Linked DNA regions of Homo sapiens: region 1 is linked to region 2. Evidence: chromatin contacts called from ENCODE Hi-C or POLR2A ChIA-PET data. All regions are on one chromosome and are shown on one strand. Each heading gives the region's core, a stretch centred on a gene start or an enhancer-like site at or near the end of the contact. The rest is flanking DNA. Distances are from core to core; before and after follow the strand shown.

Region 1 (3,363 bases), core at 226-2,725, 190 kb after region 2:
GCCTCTGCCTCACTCCCCATTTGCAAATAGAGCACAAGAGTTATAGCTTCCACACAGGGATGCTGTGAGGATTAGTTGACTTAATACACACAAAATGCTAAGAAGTGCATCTGCCTTACAGGAAGAGAGCAATTGCTGAACTATTACTGCTGTCATTTGGGTACAGTGTATGTGTAAAAAAAATAATTTGAAAAGTGAGACCTTGCCCTCTAAGACCTGTGAGATGACATCACAGCAGGGCCCAGTGGGCAACTGAGAGGCTATTGTGCCCAGCCCTGTGACCGGGGGTCAGCTGCATGGTCTGAAAAAGGGGTGAAGACAGGCAGCCTGTCTGGGAGCTGTGAACAGGGCTCTCTCAGGTGGCACCAGGAAAGACCTCCCAATCCTGTCTGCCTGGGGGAAGGGAAAATAAATTCTCCAGAGGAAAGTCAAGATGACCAAGGGAGATGGTGGTGCCTGTTATGGGCTGAATGTGCCCCCAAAACGAATGGGTTGAAGCCCCAATCCCCAGCGCCTTAGAATTTGACCATATTTGGAGACAAGGTCTTTAACCCATTTATGCCCGAGGTTGCAATTTTTTTTTAATTTGAAAAATCAGACCTTGGCGATGCCCTTGAGCAGTAGGATATAAATAACTCCCGCAAGCTTAGTGATCCAATAACGGAGCACTAGGCATAAATGGGTGAAGCAATTTAGTTAAATGAGGTCACTGGCGGGGAGCCTTAATCCAATATGGCTGATGTTCTCATAAGAGAAAATGAGAATACAGACACACACAGAGGAAGACCATGTGTCAAGACACATGGAGGAGATGGCCTTCTACAAGCCAAGGAGAAAGACCTCAGTAGAAACTAACCCTGCTGGCATCTTGATTTTGCAATTCAGCCTCCAGAACTGAAAGAAAGAAAGTAAATGTCTATTGTTTTAGTTACTGAGTCTGTGGTGCTTTGTTGTGGAAGCCCTAAGAAAGGAATATAGGACGCTGTAAGCATGAAATGTGGAACTTCTTAAAGAGGAGGAGGGCACACAAAAATGGGTAGGAGGACTCAAGACAGGTAAGGATTTAATAATGATTCTTCTGTGTTTGTCAAATAAAATATTATAAAAATGTAACTAATTGTGATGGTGGCAGAAGCCTCACAAGGTTTGATGCCTCTGGTAGCCAGCTGCAGATCCACAGAGAAAGTGCTCAGCTCCCTGATCTTCTGCTCTTGGACAATGTCCAGTCCTTGACCTTCCTTGGCAGTGCTTGTGCTTATCTGAAATTGCTGCAAGTCCAGGGGCAAGGCTAGGTCCAGGAAGCAGGGAGAAAGGGTTCTAGCCCAATGCAATGCTCACCTGTAAGTCCCAGCAGTAGAGTCAGAAGCAGGAAAGGACCAGGAGGATGGGGCCAGGAGGCTGGGACAGGCATTTTGGAGACCTCAGAAGCCTGCTCTGTTCAAACGTCTGTTCTGGGGAGATGTCAGGCCCTGCTCTGAAGACAGAAGACAAGCCCTGCCTCCCTCAATTCAAGAGGAAGTGGCTATGATGGAATGCAACAGTAACCTGCTTCTAGATTGTGACTTACAAATCAGGCACAGTAGGCAGCTACAAAGCAAGGAGTTAATCGTGCTCCATTTTCAGGATAATCAGACAGGGTTAGCAGAAATAATGCTTCCTGCCTGCCTGGGACCTGTGCTCCCTCCTCGTGTCCCCAAACCCATTTTCAGGTCTTCTTGGTGATTTGCCATTTGAGGCTTTTAAGTCAAGAAAGATCTGTTGTTAGGTATTGTTTTCTAAAGTCTTTATTTCAAGACCCTAGGATGTGGTTGGCTTGTGGTCTTGTTCTGCACCAGCCTCAACCAAATGCCACTCCGCTGGACGTAGGAGAAGAGTTCACAGGACCTGCTCAACACTGGAGAGGAACCAGATCTTCTCCTGAAATGATTTTCTATTCCAAATTGCTATAATTGGCAACACTTAGCCCAAATTCAGTCTCTTGTGGACCTTAGCACTTTCATGTGCCTGCACCCAGCAGAAGGAATTATTTCTTGACTCCTTCCAGGAGAGAAACTGGGTTTGAGGTAATAAGCAACTGCTTTGTGGAGTGAGGTGGGGATTGTGGGTTATGGAAAGGGGATAGGGTTATCATGAGGGAAGATTATGGTGGGCAGGTTCCTGGGGCCGTCGCATCAATTTCAATACCCTTTCTTCTACACACAGAGCACCTATTTCATTCATCACTGAGTTCGGATGGGAAATGAGGAAAGAGGAAAAATCCATGCTCCTGCCAAGAGTGTGTGCCAAGGAGTTGGGGAAGTCGCTGGGCCCTCCTATGCTCAGTTTCAATCTCCTAAACTGGGAATAGTAAGTCTTTTTGTGCAGTGTTTTAGTGACGATTAAAGAGGTAATGAGCATATCATGCCTGAAACCCAGTAGGTCATTATTGATACTCACGGTGCCAGGTGAAGTGCGGGAACTCAAATGTTGCTTTTGAATGGATCCCTCCTGCATGCTGAGTTGCCCACCAGTGGCTTTCTCCCAGCAACCCAGGCCTCCTGAGACCCAGCTTATATAGTGTATTTGGACTCTCGCTGCCACCCTGAAATCAGTTTCTCCCTCTGGATTCTCTAAATCCCGCTCCTTGTTCAACCATAGATTAATTCCTCCTCTTACAATTTCCAGCTGTGTGATTTTCAAAAAGACACTACTTCTCTGAGCCTTGGTTTGATTGTATGTAAATAAATGTTAGAATATGCACCTTGTAGAGCTATGGTAGGAATAATATAAGCCATACTGAATGCTTGACTCATAATTAATTATAAGCAAAAAAACATGGCTATAATTATTTTCTGTGTACAGGAAGAGTCCACTGGTTCTCTGCCACCGTTGTGCCTTAGAAAAGCCACCTTGTTAAAAGAAATGATTTCTCTTCCAGCATCTATGACTAAGAAAGACCTGTCCAGAATCCTTCATCTCACATGTGGGTTTTAGGTTCTTAATCTGTCATGAATAATTGTCAAATCAAATTGTAAATGTTATCATGTTTTAATTGAAAGTCCTGTTTTAATGTGGCAGATGTACACAGGGTGAAATCTTCCCCTCCTTCTCCACACCCACAGTAGTGAAAACACAAAATGAAAAGAATATATGAATCAATGTCTAATTACACTTGAATACAAGCAATTGGCTTCTATATGACATGAAGGAATTATAACAGCTATCATTTATTGAGAGTTTCCTGTGCTCCAGATATGGTGCCAAGCATTTTTCTATTGGTAATGTCATTAAATCATTGCTCTGACCCCATGAGGTAAGCTCAACCATTAACCTCCTTTCACAGGTGAGAAAACCCGAGGCACATGGAGAGTAATGAATTTGCTC
Region 2 (3,595 bases), core at 490-2,989:
AGAAGGAATATGGGAATCCTTTGGTCATTTGTGACATCTCTGTCACCAACTCAACGGACAGGCATTCACTAATCACTTGCTTTGCACAAACACAAGAAAGCATTGAGGTCACAGAGATGAAATAGACATGGCCTCTGTCCTCAGGGTCACCAACTTCACAGGAGACAGTGAGCTGTCAAGGGATAAAAGTAATCTGCTGGGAGGCAGTGTGCTGTCTCAGGCCATGTAGTGAACTGGCATTCTCAGGGAGCCTACATTCAAGTCCTGTTCCTGCCAGGCAAGTCACATGCATGATCCTCAGTTTCCCCACTACAATGTGAGGGGAACGAGACAGAAGATCTGTTGGTCACAACACTGTGTGCTTTTAGGTCTTTCAGGTAGAAACTTTTTATTTCTGCCCAGCATAGGGGCTTCCCATTGTGTCTAGGTGTGATCTAGGTGTGATGCTTTACCGAATTCTTATGTTTGGGGAGTAATTTACGTTTGGCAGCAGACTCAGTTCAAATTCCAACCCCGCTACTTACTGGCTATGTGACCCTGAGCAAATTCTTTGCCCTCTGTGCTTCCAATTCCTCATCCATAAAATGGGTCTAGTCTTTACCTCATAGTGTTGCTAGGATCCAACGAATCATATTATGTAAAGTGCTTGGCACATGGTGGTTTAAAGCTTGGGCTCTGTCTGCTTGCAATCAGACAGAACTGGGTTCCACTTCTACCTCTTCTGCCTGGTAGCTAGTGAGGCCTTGAGCAAGTTACTTAACCTCTTTAATCTCAGCTGCAAAATGCGAAGGTTAAATGACAAAAGACATGTAAAGCAGTCAGAACAGCGCTTGGCTCATGGTAGGTACTCAATAAATATTAGTCATCACCGTCATCATCTACCTAAGACGAAGCTGGCCAAGAATATTTATGCAATTCTTTCTACAGTTAATTACCGAATGCTTATTATGTGCCAGGCATTGTTCCAGGCACTGGGAATTCATCAGTGTACAAAAATCCCTGCCTCGTGAAGCTTAAGTCTTCTTAGCAAGTATTTAGTGAATACTCAGTACGTGCCAATGAACTACACAGCAATTTCCACGAGACTCCCATTTTACAGATAAGTTAACTACGCAAGGTGAAGAAGCTCCAACCTTGCGCCACCACCCCAGAGGTATTCTCCCAGCAATTAGGAAGGCTGGGCGGCGGTCAACTCCCGGGCTGGACTTCGGAAGTGGAAATGAGCGGCCACCTAGTCCCGAGTGGGGCTTCACCCAAGAGCTGCTCACTCGGACCAGCCCGGCCTCCAGCAGATACTCGGCGCGGCAGCCACGCCCCCAGGCGCTCCCTCTCCTCGCCGGCTGCCGCAGCGCCCGAAGTCTCGCTGACGCCGCAAGCGGGCGAGGCAGGGTGAAACTGGCACGGCAGAACTGGCTGGGGCTGGCCCGCGTTCCCCCACTCCCAAGCCGAGCAGGCGACGCGTGACAAGCGGTCCCGGGACCATGAGGCCTGGGTCGGGCCGCGGTAGAGCGGGGATGACTGTGCGCTTCGGCCGCCGCGGGCTTAAGGCACCAGGCGCCCGCTCCCAGCAGTCCCCGGCCCACCCGACACAGCCCGCCGCGCGGCGCTACCTGCAAGTCCCAGCCGGCCGACTCGAGAAAGAAGCGGGCCCGGTCCTCCTCGGCGCCCGTCACCGCCACGAACTCCCTCAGCGCCTCCTGTCGCTCCGCCGCCATCTTCGCCCCGTGCGCCTTCCAAAGCGCTCCGGCGGCCGCCGCACAGGCCCAGCCCCGCTGCCGCGTTCCGCTTGCCGGTCGACGAGGCCCAGCCGATGAGGGCCCAGCAGCTGGGAGCCCGCCCGCAGCCCCGCCCCACGCGGTGCCTCACGCAAAGCCCTCCGTGCGGGAAGCCCCGCCGCTCCGCGCCCTCTGGCGACCGCGGCGCGAACCGCAGCCTAACGGCGGGGGTGGGAGCCCGAAGGATGAGAGGCGGGGCGGGTCTTACATACACCTGTGGGCTGAAGGCTCCCTGCAGGAGTCAGATTCCCAGTTATTCATTGACGCAGCCCTCATTTCATTAATTGTGCATTCGTTCATTCACTTACTTGTCAAGCATTTACTGAGAGCTATCAATGGCCCGACGTTTTTCTAGGGCTGTGGATATGGCAGGGAGCAAAACAAAGTCCCTGCTCCCATGCTTCTTACATTCTAGGGGTAAAAATTCAGACCTTGAACAGGCTAGGCCTCCGCTCACAACACGTCCATGCCTCGTTATCTCGCCCCGCATAAAAGACAGTCTCATGGCCTGCCTGCAGGACCCATGAGAGATGGGCCAGTTCCTCCCTCTCATCAAGGGATCCGCTAGCTTCCTCTGCTCCAGGCGCCTTGCCCTCCTTGCTGTTCCTGGAACTTGCCAGTTATCTTGCATTTGCCTCAGGGCCGTTGCATTAGCTGCTTCTGTGCCTGGAGCACCTTTCCCTTACCGATGGGCAAGGCGCTCTCCCCGCTTTCTTTGGGCCTCTGCTCCAAGGCCACTTTCTTAGGCACAATCCTGTCTTCTGGGTCCTCAGCTTCTTTGCCCTCTTGCCTCTCCAAAGAGGAACTTACTTGTTCAGCTTACTTGTTCTTTGTTCTCTATTTTCAAAGCCTAACTTCCTTGTTCTTTGTACCTCCTTACCCCTAGTTACGGTAAACAACCTTCCCGCGGGTCCTAATCTATAACTCACATCTGTTCCCTTGGATACCCTCGCTACAATTGCCATTCCCGCGGAAACTCTTCTTCCTGCCGAAACCGCTTGCCCTACCACTGTAGCCCACATTTCTGCTCCATTTGAACTAGCCAATCGGGATTAGCTTAGATTGCGCAGTCCAGCCCCAGCCAATGGGAACAGGACACAGAAGCAGCGACTAACCGCATTAGGGATAAAAACCCCTTCTCTCTTTTGTTCGGTGTGCTTTCCTGAAGACCAGATGTGTGAGTGGCACCCTTCTGCAGAAGTAAATTGGCTTTGCTGAAAAATCTTTTATTTCAGTGCTGGTTTTCCTTGAGACTTCGAGCTTTAATTTCCAACACCACCGTGGGACACTCTTCCCTTCCTCTTCCTCTGTCGGCCCCTGCTCATTCTTCAGCTCTCAGTTCAGGTGTCCCTTTCTCAAGGAGACCTTGAGAAGGTGCCCAGGCTTAGTCAAAACCCCTCTTAATCAGGTTATGAACAGCACAAAGTCCAGTCTTCCCTCAATTGACACAATAGTTGCTTTCCTGGAAAATTCGGTGTCTTATTAACACTGTGCAAGAAATCCTTTAAGTTTATATGACAAACGAGTTAGGGCTTGGGTTAGGTTATTAGGAGCATGGTTGCAGCCACAATAGGCCCTGGCAGGAGGCATGGGAGGAGGGTCCTTTCTTTGTGGTGTGAGACTCTCCTTTCTATTGCAAGGCCACCCAGGACCAGCCCCGGTCCCTAGGACTTACCCCTTTCATCATTGTGTCAACTCGAAATGCACCCCAACTTTCCAGGAAGTCCAAGAAGCTAGAGGCTCACTCTGGACCTCACGATTGGCAACCAGTAAGGTCTTTCTACCCTGGAAACTGACAACGACTAACCCCAGCTTAAAGA

Evidence for each region. Hi-C counts contacts between places; a loop is a spot of excess contacts on that map. ChIA-PET counts read pairs that join two places held with the same protein, here RNA polymerase II (POLR2A). Pooled maps may share reads with other maps.
Region 1: a map of CD4-positive, alpha-beta memory T cell shows a loop between it and region 2 (4-fold over the local background). The contact joins the promoter of SIRPG here to the promoter of NSFL1C in region 2. A Hi-C loop is called at or near these places in 3 of 168 maps with a recorded cell type or tissue (CD4-positive, alpha-beta memory T cell and naive thymus-derived CD4-positive, alpha-beta T cell) and 5 of 50 pooled maps. POLR2A ChIA-PET finds 5 or more read pairs at or near these places in 2 of 52 experiments (H1 and activated CD4-positive, alpha-beta memory T cell).

What each region holds. Positions count from the first base shown.
Region 1 is chr20:1,656,304-1,659,666 of GRCh38, forward strand. SIRPG (signal regulatory protein gamma) reads right to left here and starts at 1,476. Exons shown (of 6, transcript NM_018556.4): 1 at 1,339-1,476. The coding sequence starts at 1,411.
Region 2 is chr20:1,465,110-1,468,704 of GRCh38, forward strand. It overlaps NSFL1C (NSFL1 cofactor), which reads right to left and starts at 1,740. Exons shown (of 9, transcript NM_016143.5): 1 at 1,611-1,740. The coding sequence starts at 1,715. RefSeq lists an enhancer at 969-1,470 and a silencer at 1,765-2,034.